2 separate regions of the Homo sapiens genome follow, and region 1 is linked to region 2. The links are chromatin contacts, found by Hi-C in ENCODE. All regions are on one chromosome and are shown on one strand. The core of a region is the stretch at or near the end of the contact, and the rest is flanking DNA. Distances in the headings are between cores, read along the strand shown. Region 1 has its middle 51 kb from the start of LINC00520. Region 2 holds the start of TBPL2 (TATA-box binding protein like 2).

The links. A loop is a pair of places that touch in the nucleus more often than their neighbours do. Pooled maps may share reads with other maps.
Region 1: a loop to region 2 is called in a pooled map, with 2.3 times the contacts of the local background. The contact joins the enhancer-like site here to the promoter of TBPL2 in region 2. A Hi-C loop is called at or near these places in 2 of 168 maps with a recorded cell type or tissue (HCT116 and PC-3) and 3 of 50 pooled maps.

What each region holds. Positions count from the first base shown.
Region 1 is chr14:55,844,336-55,851,422 of GRCh38, forward strand. No RefSeq gene overlaps it. Among named protein-coding and RNA genes, the nearest start is that of LINC00520, 51 kb to the left of the region's middle. Within about 2 kb of position 2,869, at least 3 of the 41 ENCODE cell types and tissues checked have a DNase peak (open chromatin) inside an H3K27ac peak, as active enhancers do.
Region 2 is chr14:55,435,614-55,442,368 of GRCh38, forward strand. It overlaps TBPL2 (TATA-box binding protein like 2), which reads right to left and starts at 5,003. Exons shown (of 7, transcript NM_199047.3): 1 at 4,783-5,003; 2 at 948-1,405; 3 at 234-321. The coding sequence starts at 4,836. It also overlaps a transcript of FBXO34 not described here.

The DNA of each region.
Region 1 (7,087 bases), core at 1,619-4,118, 410 kb after region 2:
AGATGGCGACAAAATAAATCCTGTCCCTTTAAATTTGCCGACATCCTCCTGAGACCCAGGGCCTGTAAATAGCTGGGTACTCATCTTTATGAAGCTTCCATATCTTAAGCTCTTGAGTTCCATCCATCCAGGCCTGTTCACAAGTACTCAGTTCCTGAGCTCTTACTTCACCTCTTGTCTGTGATGCCTCCCAAAACTGTGAGTGCTTAAGACAGACTCAAAATTAAAATTCAGTGTTCTTTCAAACCGATTATTTACATTTCTGTTCAACATTTATTTTAAGAAGAGGCTGCTTGAGGAAGAATTGTGATGCTTGATTACTGATGGTAGCACAAAAGCTCTCCTCTGCTGCCCTAAAAAAATCAGCTCTGACTCTGTATCAGTTACCAACATAATACTATGTAACAAACCAATCCAACATTGTGGTTTAAAACAATAGCCATGTAAGGGCTGGGCACTGTGGCTCACACCTGTAATCCCAGCACTTTGGGAGGCCGAGGCGGGCGGATCACGAGGTCAGGAGATCGAGACCATCCTGGCTAACATGGTGAAACCCCGTCTGTACTAAAAATACGAAAAATCAGCCGGGCATGGTGGCGGGCCCCTGTAGTCCCAGCTACTCGGGAGGCTGAGGCAGGAGAAGCGTGTGACCCAGGAGGTGGAGCTTGCAGTGAGCTGAGATCGTGCCACCACACACCAGCCTGGGCGACAGAGCAAGACTCTGTCTCAAAACAGCAACAACAAAACCAAAACAATAGCCATGTATGATTTCCCATGGGTCTATGGGTTCACCAGCCAGCTGTGCTCATCTGGCCAGTCTTGGCCTCTCCCAGCTGGGCTCATTCATGCATCTGTTCAGCTCGTGGGTTAGATGAAGGTGAGACAGGATATTTCCCTTGACCCCTTTGCAGGACTTGTGAAGGGGTGGTTTGTTTACTCAGCCTGCAGCTCTGAACCCCTCATGGTGGGGGGCGGAACACACAGGTGAGTAGGTACAGGAGCTGGGGTGAATGAACACTGGAACTGGCTGGTCGCTCCTCTCTGGCAGAAGCAGGCTTTATGTGGGTCCTATGGCAGCATCCAAGTGTGTTACAATGCTCTTTTAGCTCTGCTGTCTGGAAGAGGGTGTCTGTGACCCCTGCAGCTTCAGAGGGCATGTGTTACAATCAGTGCTGTTTTAGCATTTGCTATCCACAAATGGCTAAGTGTCACCCAACTGAGTGGAGGGTCAGGGTGCCAGCCTTTTACACCCTGCCCTCTTGGTACCTGAGTTCTTGTCCAGCGTCCAGGAAGAATCAGGTCACATGAATGAATTGAAGGGTGGTGTATGCAGAAGATTTTATTGAGCAGTGGAAGTGGCTCTCAGTGGGAAGGGGAGCTGGAAGGGGGATGGAGTGGGAAGATAATCTTCCCCTGGAGTTCTGCCATCCTTGGCTGAACTCTTCTCCAAAATCCTGCTGTCAGGCCATTCCTCTGAAGTCAAGCTGCTTTTATCTGACATCCAGCTGCTGCTTTTCTTCTCTCCTTCTCTGCTGCCCTGCTCTGCTCTCCTGCTAGTGGAACTTGGGGTTTTTATGAGTACAGGGTGGGGGTGGGGCTGGCAGGGGTGGTTTTGGAAAACCAACATTCTGATGGAAAAACAGGGATGTGTGAAGTTCTCATTTAGGGCTGAGGATCCAGGTTTGCCAGGGACCCCACCCTTTTCTACGTAGTATTTCCCTGCCTTATGTCCATATCAAAGGCTGCTTCATTGAGGGCCACAGCTAGGATTGCTTTGATCTCCTCCATGGACCTGTCACATGCCCATGTCTCACGCCCACACATCCCTTTGGCAGGCTAGCTTCCCTGGGTTCTCGTGACAGTCACAGAGAAACAATGGAGGAAACAGGAAGACTCACACATTTTGAAGAGCTTTTTAATGTGTCAGATTTGCTACTGTCCCATTGGTCAAAGGAGGTCACATGGCCCAGAGTCAGAGTGGGTGGGGCCTGCACAGTTACAGGATGAAAAGCCTGAATTTAAGGAGGCCATTAATTAGGGCTGTTCATGCACTCAATCCACAAGAGGCCGCAAACACGCATATCCCACACTGACAACCAAAGTTTCCAATGATCAGGACCTACTATCTCAGAGGCATTTATTTTGGGAGGAAATTTGTGTTCCGTTGCTGCGCATTTGGGAAATTACTAAGCTTTTACTGTGTATGATTGGACACCAGCTGGGTGAGGTAGGAGTGGGACCACTGGACCCTTCTTTCATTTGGGTTTGAGACTCTGGCTGCTCTGAATTACTAGAGCAATCTTGTGCAATGAGGACTTGGTCATTGTCATTATTATGGTATTGGTCATGCATTTGCAGATAGACGGTAAAACTGATGTTTTTCCTCTTGGTGGGATTTAAATTTAGAAGGGAAGGGCAAGGGATACAAGGTTTTCCATATAATGGCTTTACTCCCTAAGGAGATGTGGTCGGTCTTGGAGAGACAATAATGTCCTCAATCACAATTCAAGAGCCACTAAAATGATGTAATGCAAACAGTTTTTTTTATCAAAGGCCACAGAAACTAATTTATATGTTGTACTTTTCTGACCCTTTCTATCTTCCTAACTACAGGAGATAAATGATAAATATTACTAAAATATTACACAATTCCAGAGGGATCCCAGAACCTCTTCAACACTGCATTTGTATTATGTTGTAAAACTTCTCTTTAATTTGGCAGAAAGTATGTTTTTTTAAAAAAATAGTTTTTGGAGTCTGCAAAGAAATGCCTTGTTTGAAGTGAGTTCCTTATCTCATTCAAACTGGGACCTGCCTGTTAGCTAGGCATGCCACATTAACTGCAGCTCACATGTAGTGCCAGGGGCGACCAGGCTGTTGCTTAACAAGGATGCATAATAGCTAATTGCATTTTAGGCCATTGGTTTGTCACTGTGACAGTGCCAAGTAACGGTTTCACAAGTGAAGCAGTGAGTCCAATTCTGACTCACTTATGAGCCTGAAAATCATAAAACAGTCTGCTCCCCAGGAATATGATGTTCTCAAGGATTTTGGCTTGTACTGTAGCATGTCCCATCCACTGTCAGACTTGATTGAAATCTGTGTCTCTATTATGGATCCTTGATGTCAATCATCAATTGTCATAATCCTCAGAAGTACTTACTTAGTCTTTTCCCACGTTCTGCATCAATAGCCTGTGGAGACAAAGGCTGCAAACCAGGAAGGCAGTGTTTAACCTTCCTAATTAATGGCTTCAGATGAGAGAACATCTCCAAGGTGCTCAGAAGAAAGAGATTCTAAGGAGATTTTATGCATTGCTCTTTTGAGATGCTTTGCATGCTGGTGTATAATTTGCAAGTACATAAGGAAGTGAATGCTCAGAATATAATATTCAGAGCCCATCTATTTATGTTTGTGTTTAATAAGTTCTTTGTAAATCTCAATTTAGCAGATGTCTTCTGACTCTAAATAAAGCTCTTCATGAGGGAGTCAGTGTGGCTGTATGACAAAAGTCACATTATCATTTGAGTACAAATATTTGCAAAATAGAACAAACTGGAAAATTGAGGGGAAAATACCCACTGGAATTTGTGACTCATTAAATTCTCATGTGCATGACATATTGGGAAAAACTGTGCAGTGCTTCGTTCAGAGGATCCTTTCCCTCTTCCTTTCTTGGCTTTTGGTGCTAATAAAAACTTTATGGAATGTATGTGTATGTGTGTGTCCTCTCATGCCCCACTTTTTGCATGAGAGCATGTTCCTAGATGCGTTTATAATGTGGGTACGTGTTGTATTTTATGTTGCAAAGTCCAAAGGGTACATGAAATGGTCACTGGTCCATTGGCAGGCTTATTTCTAAGGGATGTACAATGGCTTTGTGCCTGTAATAGCCTGCTCCTCACCCATGCTCAAGTCTTTGCCCCCAAGATGACATCTCTCCAGTCTCTATCTCCTTCCTCTCTTCTGAATTTGCACGTTCTGTCTTTTTGCCACTATATGTCATTCTGTGACTGCATCCATGGTGTTTAGGTTGTCTTGGTTCTGATTTTAGTCCCAGATGTTGACATTCAATCTCTATCAGCTCCATCTTCTGTAATCTCTAAGCAGTCTTGTTTCACTTCTACATTGATCTGAGGTTTGAGGGGTCCTGGCTTCTCTGGGAGATGAACTTAAACAGAAGGGGCACCAAGATGGCATTTACAAATCTCTCCAGAGCTTCAGCCTTACAAAATTAGTTATATTCCCCCAAAATAAAACTCCCTTGCTAATCTGCTAGGGTGCCTCCACCAAGGGAAGGATCCAAATAATTCTCAACCTGATTTATGTTTTTGGCCTCTGTTACTTCTAGAACTAAGAATTCCATAAGTTTATTACACACTGTGTAAAGTAACATTTTTACTTTCTCTAAGACATCATCCTTCAAGCCTTGATTCTAGAATGTGGGGGCTCTCAACCCTGATGACTTCATCATAGCTTTTCCTGATTTATAAGTATCCAAGCCTGGCGAACATGGTGAAAACCCTATTCCTACAAAAAATAAAAAAATTAGCCGGACATAGTGGTGTGTACCTGTAGTCCCAGCTACTTGGGGGGCTGAGGTGGGAGGATCGATTGAGCCTTGGAGGCTGAGGTTGCAGTGAGCCAAGATCATGCCACTGCATTCTAGCCTGGGTGACAGAGCAAGACCTTGTCTCAAAAAAAAGTGTATGTGAGTTTCCTTCAGACTTGGAGTTTCCAGATTGAGAATTTTATTTATTATGATTAGATGACAATGTTTCTATTCATGGGTGCAGACATAACTGAGAAGACAGATGCCTAGCCAATAATTCCTTCTGTAGGCTATTCAGAAAAGAACTGCCCTTATTTGCAGTTTCCATCAGCAGGAAATACCCCTGTTTGAGGTTTGTTCTCATCATTCACTGTCTTCTTATAGTAAGCCTACCATGTCTTATGTCCAAGTTTCCTATCCAGTTAGGATTCTTTTTCCTTTGCTCTGAATGTTTCCACTTTCTGATATTGTATTTAAATATCCAATTAAAGCATTATTTTCCGTACTGCCAATTGGTATCTCCCATTGGCATTTTGATAGGGGGATTCCCATCTATGAATCATCCAAGTAGAGATGGAAAGTAAGGTGGTTGGATACTAAGTTCTGGAGCTCAAAGGAGAGATCATAGGTAAAAATATAAAGTTGGGGTCATAAGCATTGGATGATATTGAAGCCATGAGAATGGATGAGGTCTCTCAAGGAGATAATGTTGAGGAGTGAGAGGAGAATGTTGTTATGACTCAACTCACAATGACACTTCAATTCTACCTGGTTGATATTCTGCTCATCACCTGATTACAGTTATTTGTTTATGTCTTCACTTGTACAGTACTGTATCTTACAGCACAAAATTTCTTAGCTTCTTTCAAAGATTTGATTTTTAACTGTTGTTAGTGGTTTCTTTTTTGGTAATTACAACTCATCGAAGATGTCATTCAGAAAATCTTTTCTTTTTGTCCCTGGTAGTCAGGGAAATGATGCCTCTCCAAGAGCGACTGTCCATCTATCTCACCCTTGCCTCCTCTCCTACCACCACCTCCTTCCTCACCTAGTTGAGATGTCCCGAAGAGAGTTGTATGAAAGTCACCAATACCTCAGGATTAGGAGAAGCATCTAGGCTCCAGTAGGCAAATATTTCTCAGGACCATGGTCAGCATAGCACACTTGTCCTGATTTCCACTCTGCCCTCTAAGCCTTTTTCTTCTCCTTTTAAAACAGGGTCTTGCTATGTTGCCCAGGCTGGAGTGCAGTGGCTATTCACAGGTGTGATCCTAAGTGCACTGTAGCTCTGAGCTCCTGGACTCAAGTGATTATCCTGCCTTAGCCCCTTCAGTAGCTGGGACTACTGTGCCTGGTTTCTCCTTAGGTTTTAGTCATTGCTATGTCTGTGAGTCTCCATCTTCAGCTCCTGGTCTCCGTGATTGTTTCTGTCTTCCTAGGGTCAATAAACAGTGTTTGTGTAGATGAACTATGTTTCTCAAAGTTTTCTCTGCTGCTCATTTCCCACTGTCACATCTTTCAGCTGTGTCAAAAGTCCAGGAAAAGTTGGACGAGTTACCCCTCACACACTAAAATGATGAATGAAACTGGGAAAACTCTAAGGACACAAATGTGACCTATGTGATAAGCTTATATATGGCCATGAGAAAACAGTTTTTCTGTGTCTCCCAGTAGAGTGTCAGTTTGTGTGAGAGAGAAATGGACAAATACTCTTGGAGATGAGTAGCCATCAAGAGATTGCCAGGGAGGGGAAAAAAGCTTTTGGGATGTCATTTTCAAATACATGCATTTATCAAGAAAGAACCATAAGTCAACCAACCTCAAATGCAATATGAGAAATAACCCTACTGGCAGTTGAGAGTTGGGAGCTCCTTCCTCAAGAAGGAATATGTGAGATCTGCATGTTCCAGTCTAGCAGCTTCTGCAAACTGGAAGAGTTGTTCTTCGCCCCACTCAGTTAGGGATGGAGCTTGATGTCATGGTGAGATCCCTAAGAACATGCAGAACTTCCTGAGCATGAGTAGTGTGGTGCCTCGGAGGACACACTCTGATAGCTTTGAAGCCAGTGGAGGATATCCAGCTGTTTTTAGGGTTGTCCTGATGTGTGGGATGTGTTTAATCTTGGGTTGCATGTTTATGTTCATAATTATGCAGACTGCTTGTGACTCATAATTGTGTGCATGCCATCACGGGCGTGCCTCTGGAGGCATTCTCATGAGATTAGGGAAATATCTTGATGGGGTTTGTGGGTCAAAAGATTTGATTGTATGATGGATTCCTGCTCTATTCCTTTACCCTAAGTTAGAGTGTATTCTGGTCTATTTCTAGGATGTTGCCAGTATGTGTGTGTGTGTGTGTGTGTGCATGCGTGTATGTGTGTATTTTTTATGATAAAATAAGAATGCCTACTTTCAATTTGGTAAAAAAATCCACCCAGCTCTCAAAATAAAGTAACTCCAAATCCGCTTAGTAAGAACATATTCTTATTAGAGCTTAACTGTGGCTGAAGGGTGAGGGACAAAAAGAAATCTCTGG
Region 2 (6,755 bases), core at 3,753-6,252:
TGACAAGGGAGAGAGCTTATCTTTAAGGAACTGCTCAATTACTGCTTTATTCAGCATAAAGAATGAGATTATTTTTTATAACTCAAAACAGATATTAACCCTGAGTTGCCAAAAGCTTTTTCAGTAACAATTTTTTAAGAAAAAACAGAGGAATTAGTCAATATCATGATCATATTAAGAAAAGTAAATCTAAAGAGAAGCTAATTATTGGAAGGAATACTGAGAAATGTTACCTTTGGGTTATATTCTGCATTTTTTGCATGCAAAGCTATTTTCTTCAGATCCAACTTACAGGCCAGGTTTACAGTGGAAACTATATTCCTGAAGAAATAAGTCAGTTTAGAAACTTATATCAGATATAAAGAGTAAAAAAAAAAAAAGACAACTTATTTTCTCATTTCTTAGGTTATACCTTAGCAATTTCCTAGGGGGAGAATTATTCCAAATGTGAAATACATGACATGATTCCTAGTTAAGTGTAAAATCCCAAAGTGAAGTGCTAAAGAGCCTTTCCTAAAATTTCATGACTAGCTGCTAAAATTAAGTTTTAGATCTTTTTTCAAAACAATGCCTCAAAATAGAAATTACAATTCTGAATCAATTTGCAAATCAAACTCAATTTTACATCTTTATATCCTTGGTGTTTATCCAACCCTACCCACAATTTTCAGCAACTACAGTGCTGTAGTATAAACAATACAATCCTTCAAGAATGCATCTATTAATCTTTAAGTCCCCTCCGCCCACCTTAGAGGTCAAGAATTAGTGCTTTGCCTTACAGATAATCAAACTGTCTAAAGCCACAATCCATTTAGAACTGATAAAACAAAGAATTATGAAATCTGAAATTCTCTTCCCTACTATTATCCTGAAATTAGTTGTCATCGCATTCAGGAATATAAAATGTGTACCCAATGTGCTCAATTAAAACAAAAATAAAAACTTACTGTAGTTGAGGTACAATTCCACAACATTCTGAAATAGGGGTCATTGGTGTCATGGGAGTTATGGATGCCAGAGACAAGGAGTCGGAGTTTGGTTTCTCAGGAGAGGGCTGGACTGAGTCAGTATCACCAGGGTGCAGCTGTGAATGGGAATTTGACAAACTGCTGCTGTTTAAGCCCAGCCCAACGTCCTGTTCGCTGGGTGATGGCAACCTACTTTGTGGACTTTGGCTTTCAGAATTTTCTTCAGTTTCGTGTTTGCTAATGACAGGCTGGTCTTTATTTTCCTGGGTAACTTCATCTGGTAGGAAGCTAAGATCCACAGATGAGAAATCACCAGATGTTTCTTTGACTTCAGGGTTCGAATTAAATGCAGTATCCGGATTGGATGCATTCAGTATGTACATATCATAAGGTACAACTGGGCTGAACAGGGGAGACCTGGGTGGGGCAAGGCCATCCTAGGCAGTTCCCAAAACAGACAGACAAAAACACAACAGACAGAACAGCATGTTACACAAAAGGGATGTCACTATGGCAGGCAGGCAGGCAATGTATTCAGTGTAAGAGGCAGTTCAAGATTGCTTGTATTCATGCACTGCTTTTTTCTAGAAAATGCCATTAAGATTCTACTACAGGCCAGATGTGGTAGCTCACGCCTGTAATCCCAGCACTTTGGAAGGCTGAGGCAGGCGGATGGCTGGAGGCTAGGAGTTTTGAGACTAGCCTGGCCAATGTGGTGAAACCACGTCTCTACTAAAAATGCAAAAATTAGCAGAGCATGGTAGTGCCTGCCTGTAATCCCAGCTACTGGGGAGGCTGAGGCATGAGAATCTCTTGAACCTGGGAGGCAGAGGTTGCAGTGAGTCGAGATCATGCTACTGCACTCCAGCCTGGGTATCAGAGCGAGACTCCATCTAAAAAATGATTCTATTACAGTTACAGCACACTTAATGGAAACAGAAAAGAATATTTTAAAATGCAGAAAAAGCATTCTTCATAAACTATCTTAGCTACTTTGGTTAGATCTCTAGTAAGTTGCCACTCTCTAAGTCCAATTTTGCAATAGAGGCAATTGAGCAACCATGCTCTAAATTGTTGTATACTTTGAAGAGAACAGATATACTGTATTATTTAAGTTAATTATAAACTTTAGTTGACTTTACTTTGAAATAATTTTGAGTTTTAAATGTAAATAGAATAAATGAAGGAAGTTTAAGATATAGTTGAATGCTAATCAAGACTCACTAAAGACCCATGGTTATTCCTTCTAGGCAAAGGCGTAATAAGAATTCTTGTAATGTTCTAGTTAGAAGAATTTACACTAGGAAAAAAGTTATTGAAACTTAAATGGTAAGAATAGTGTAAATCAATTTATTTTCAGTCCAGGGAAGGCTGCTCAACTACCATTATCCAGCAACGGAGAGAATGATGTGTGCACCTGAGGAAAGCAACTAATGTAAAATTCATGGACTTTATTATGGGAAAAAATCGATTAGCTTGATAAATGCATTACCACCTGCTTCACTCAAGTTACGGGCCTGGACTCCAGATTTTGAGCACTGCTTGCAGGAGAAACTCAAAAAGATCTTATTTCTTTTCTGACCACTGAAGGGTCAGGAATGCACCGTGTTGCATCTTCTCAGTGACAATGCTACCTCCGCTAATGTACGTCTGACTGGAGCCTATTGGAGTGTTCTGTTACTACAAGTCCAGCAGGTGGCAGGGGTGACTAATTGTTTAAAGAAAGCACTTAGAATTAAAAACAAAATCAAGCTATTCTCTTGAAATAAGATTTTTGACCTCTATTTCATTATGAATACATGATACGCTCCCATCTTTCCCCACCCTCAACCCACAGAGTGGCCTAAGAAAAGTGAGATGGGGACAATGGGCCCCAATTCCACTGCAGGGTTTCCTTGGTCTCACCTGTCCCAGATGTAAAGGGTCTCCTCCCGCAATTTACGCTAAAGCACCAAAGCTGCAACAGTCAGTGTCTCCCTTCCCCTTCCCCTTCCCCATCATGGCATTTTATCAGGGAACAAAGCTACACGTACACAAGAATGTAAGGCAATGGCGAGGATTTGAAGGAGGATGTTTTATGGTAATGGAAACTTGACCGGCTCCCTGCAGGGTCTGCCTGTAGTGACTCTCCTCAGAACATGTCTGTGTAGCACGTTCACTGCATCCTTGGCTTCAGAATCTTTAGTCATTTTTGTTAAACTGTATCCACTTACCTTTCTCAGAACCTTTCCTGTCTGGGCTCTTCTTTGCTGTGTTAAATGCTAGGGAAAGTCACCATTTCTACCTCAGTGCTGATCATTGTCTTTATAAAAAAATTCTCCCACCAAAAAAAAAAAAAAAAAAGTAAGTTGCTCTCTTGCCTTTTTTTTTTTTTGAGACGGAGTCTCACTCTGTCGCCCAGGCTGGAGTGCAGTGGCACCATCTCGGCTCACTGCAACCTCTTCCTCCTGGATGCAAGCAATTCTCCTGCCTCAGCCTCCCGAGTAGCTGGGACTACAGGCTCCTGCCACCACGCCCAGCTAATTTTTGTATTTTTTAGCAGAGGCGAAGTTTCGCCATGTTGGCCAGGCTGGTCTTGAACTCCTGACCTCAAATGAGCCACGTGCCTCGGCCTCCCAAAGTGCTGGGATTACAGGCGTGAGCCACCTCACCCTGCCCAATGCTAAGGATTTTTAAGTCTTAAGAGTAATTAACTTTAAAAAAAAAAAAAAAAGCCACAGGTGTTTCTAGTTGACATTTGGCAAACCCTGCAACCACCAGCTCCACCAGAGACTTGACTTCTAGAGGGAGGCCTAGTACTGGCATCCATGCTGCAGGGGACAGGGGCTCTCTGTTTCCCCTGTCAAAGCAGAAACCCGTGGGAACCTGAAGTCACTACAGCTAGCACAATGCACTCTCTGTGCATGTCCTTTAGAACCAGGCGGGGGGCCAGGAGTGGTGGCTCACGCCTGAAATCCCAGCACTTCGGGAGGCCAAGGTGGGTGGGATGACTTGAGGTCAAGAGTTCAACACCAGCCTGGGGAGAAAAGCAAACCCCCCCCCGTCTCTACTAAAAAATACAAAAATTAGCCGGGCATGGTGGCTCACGCCTGTAATCCCAGCACTTTGGGAGGCCAAGGCGGGTGGATCACGAGGTCAGGAGATCGAGACCATCCTGGCTAACACGGTGAAACACTGTCTCTACTAAAAATACAAAAAAATTAGCCGGGCGTAGTGGCGGGCTCCTGTAGTCCCAGCTACTCGGGAGGCTGAGGTAGGAGAATGGCGTGAACCTGGGAGGCAGAGCTTGCAGTGAGCCGAGATCGCGCCACTGCACTCCAGCCTGGGTGACAGAGCGAGACTCTGTCTCAAAAAAAAAAAAAAAAAAAAATTAGCCAGGTGTGGTGCGTGTGCCTGAAATCCCAGCTACACGGGAGGCTGAGGCACGAGAATCGCTTGAACCCAGGAGGCGGAGGTTGCAGTGAGCTGAGATCGCGCCACTGCACTCCAGCCTGGGCGAGACTCCATCTCAGAGAAAAATCAATCAATCAATCAATCAATCAATCAAAAACCAGAACAACCTGGGAAGGGCCATGTAATCTGGTAACTGAGTGAACGGTTCTGGATTCGTGCTAGATGAAGTTCGAGCTCTGTTTGGCAACCTTGGTCAAATTATTTCACTTTTCGAAGCTTCTAACCTTCAACTTAATGACTTGGGAAACCAAGCCCGCCTCTTATGGTCGCTATGAGTTTTAAGAGGAACGAAGGCAAAGCCCTTGGCACAGGACCGGGCGGGACTTGGGTCCTGACTCTGGGACAGTGGCGGCAGCCTCACCTGAGCGGCGCACTGGTCCAGGTAGAGCTCCAGGTAGGTCTCCTCCTGCTCCATGGACCGTAATCCCACTGTTGGGGGTGGGGGCGGGTAAGAGGGTAAGCGCGGAGCGAGCAGCCTCGGAACCCGCTCCGGCCAGGGCGCAGAGGCCATTTATGAGCCTGGGGGCAGCGAGGCGGGGCGGCCCTCGGCCCAGGTTCCTGCAGAGGGCGCGAGAGAAGCGTTGGGCGATGGGCTTGGAGCGGGATGCGGAACCCAGCTACCGGCCCATGGGCGCTGGGAAGCGGAGATGGGCTAGGGGTGGGCCGGAGAGGGGCGTCTCGCCTGGGGGCAGTCACCCCACTCTGCCCGCAGCTGGGAAGGGCCTGGGCCTGCAGATTTGATTTCCTTCGATACTCGCAATGTGGTCTTTGCTCCCAGGAGAGAAATTCTCGGTGCAAGTGCATGGAAAGTGAGAAAAAAAAAGGGATTTTTTGTTGTTGTTGTTGAGATGGAATCCCACTCTTTCGCCCAGTGCCATCTTGGCTCACTGCAACCTCCGCCTCCCGGGTTCAAGCTATTCTCCTGCCTCAGCCTCCCAAGTAGCTGTGATTACAGGTACGCACCACCATGACCTGCTAATTTTTGTATTTTTAGTAGAGACTGGTTTCACCTTGTTGGTCAGGCTGGTCTGAAACTCCTGACCTCAGGTGATCCACCCGCCTCGGCCTCCCAAAGTGCTGGGATTACAGGCGTGAGCCACTGCACCCAGCCGTTTTTCTAAGAAACTTAAATACTAGGTTTCCACCCTGTCGCCAAGGCTGGAGTGCGGTGACAGGCGACCATAGCTCACTGCAGCCTCGACCTCCTGGACTCAAGCTCCTGCCTCAGCCTCCCTAGCAGTTGGAATTACAGGCGGGTGCCACCACGCCTGGCTAATTTTATTTTTATAATTTTTATTTTTAGTAGTGACAAGGTCTCGGTATGTTACCTAGGCTGGTCCTGGACTCTTGGTCTCAAGCCATCCTCCTGCCTCAGACTCCCAAAATGCTGGGATTACAGGCATGAGCCACTGCATTCCGCCAGGGATGTTTTTTTTCTCTTGAGCAGAGTGAGTGGAATGAGTCACCTTACCTAGTCAGGTGTAGTATTTTTACATTATCATTACTTCTCACCATCAAATCCCACGTGGTTTTTCTCCAGTCACTGAGCGTTCCGTCTAAAGCCACATACAAAACAGTGTGTTGCTGCACAGTTAGGGTTGAGGAAATCTCACGAAAATAACGCAAAACATTCAGAGAGGGTTTCTCTTTCCTGAAATCATTATTTTAATTTTCAGTGCCTGCATAAGAGCTTAACTGTGTAGAACAACTTTATAAACATAATTGATACCTTTTTTCTTTTCTTTTCTTTTTTTGAGACAGAGTCTGCTCTGTCACCCAGGCTGGAGTGCAGATCTTGGCTCACTGCAACCTCCGCCTCCCAGGTTCCAGCAATTCTTGTGCCTCAGTCTCCCGAGTAGCTGGGATTACAGGTGCCTGCCACCATGCCCAGCTAATTTTTGTATTTTTAGTAGAGACGAGTTTTCACCTTGTTGGCCAGGCTGGTCTCAATCTCCTGGCCTCAGGTGATCCACCTGCCTTGGCCTCCCAAAGTGCTGGAATGACAGGCACGAGCCACCGTGTCTGGCCTATAATTGACACTTTTTATGTAAGATACGTAAAAATGTACAGATTCCCGGGTGTGGTGGGTCATGTCTGTAATCCCAGAACTTTGGGAGGCTGAGGCAGGTGGATCACCTGAGGTCAGGAGTTCAAGACCAGCCTGGCCAACATGGTGAAACCCCATCTATACCTAAAATACAAAAATTAGCTGGGCATGGTAGTGTGCGCCTGTAATCCCAGCTACTCAGGAGGCCGAGGCAGGAGAATTTCTTGAACCTGGGAGGCCGAGGTTGCAATGAGCCCAGATCATGTCACTGCACTCCACCCTGGGCA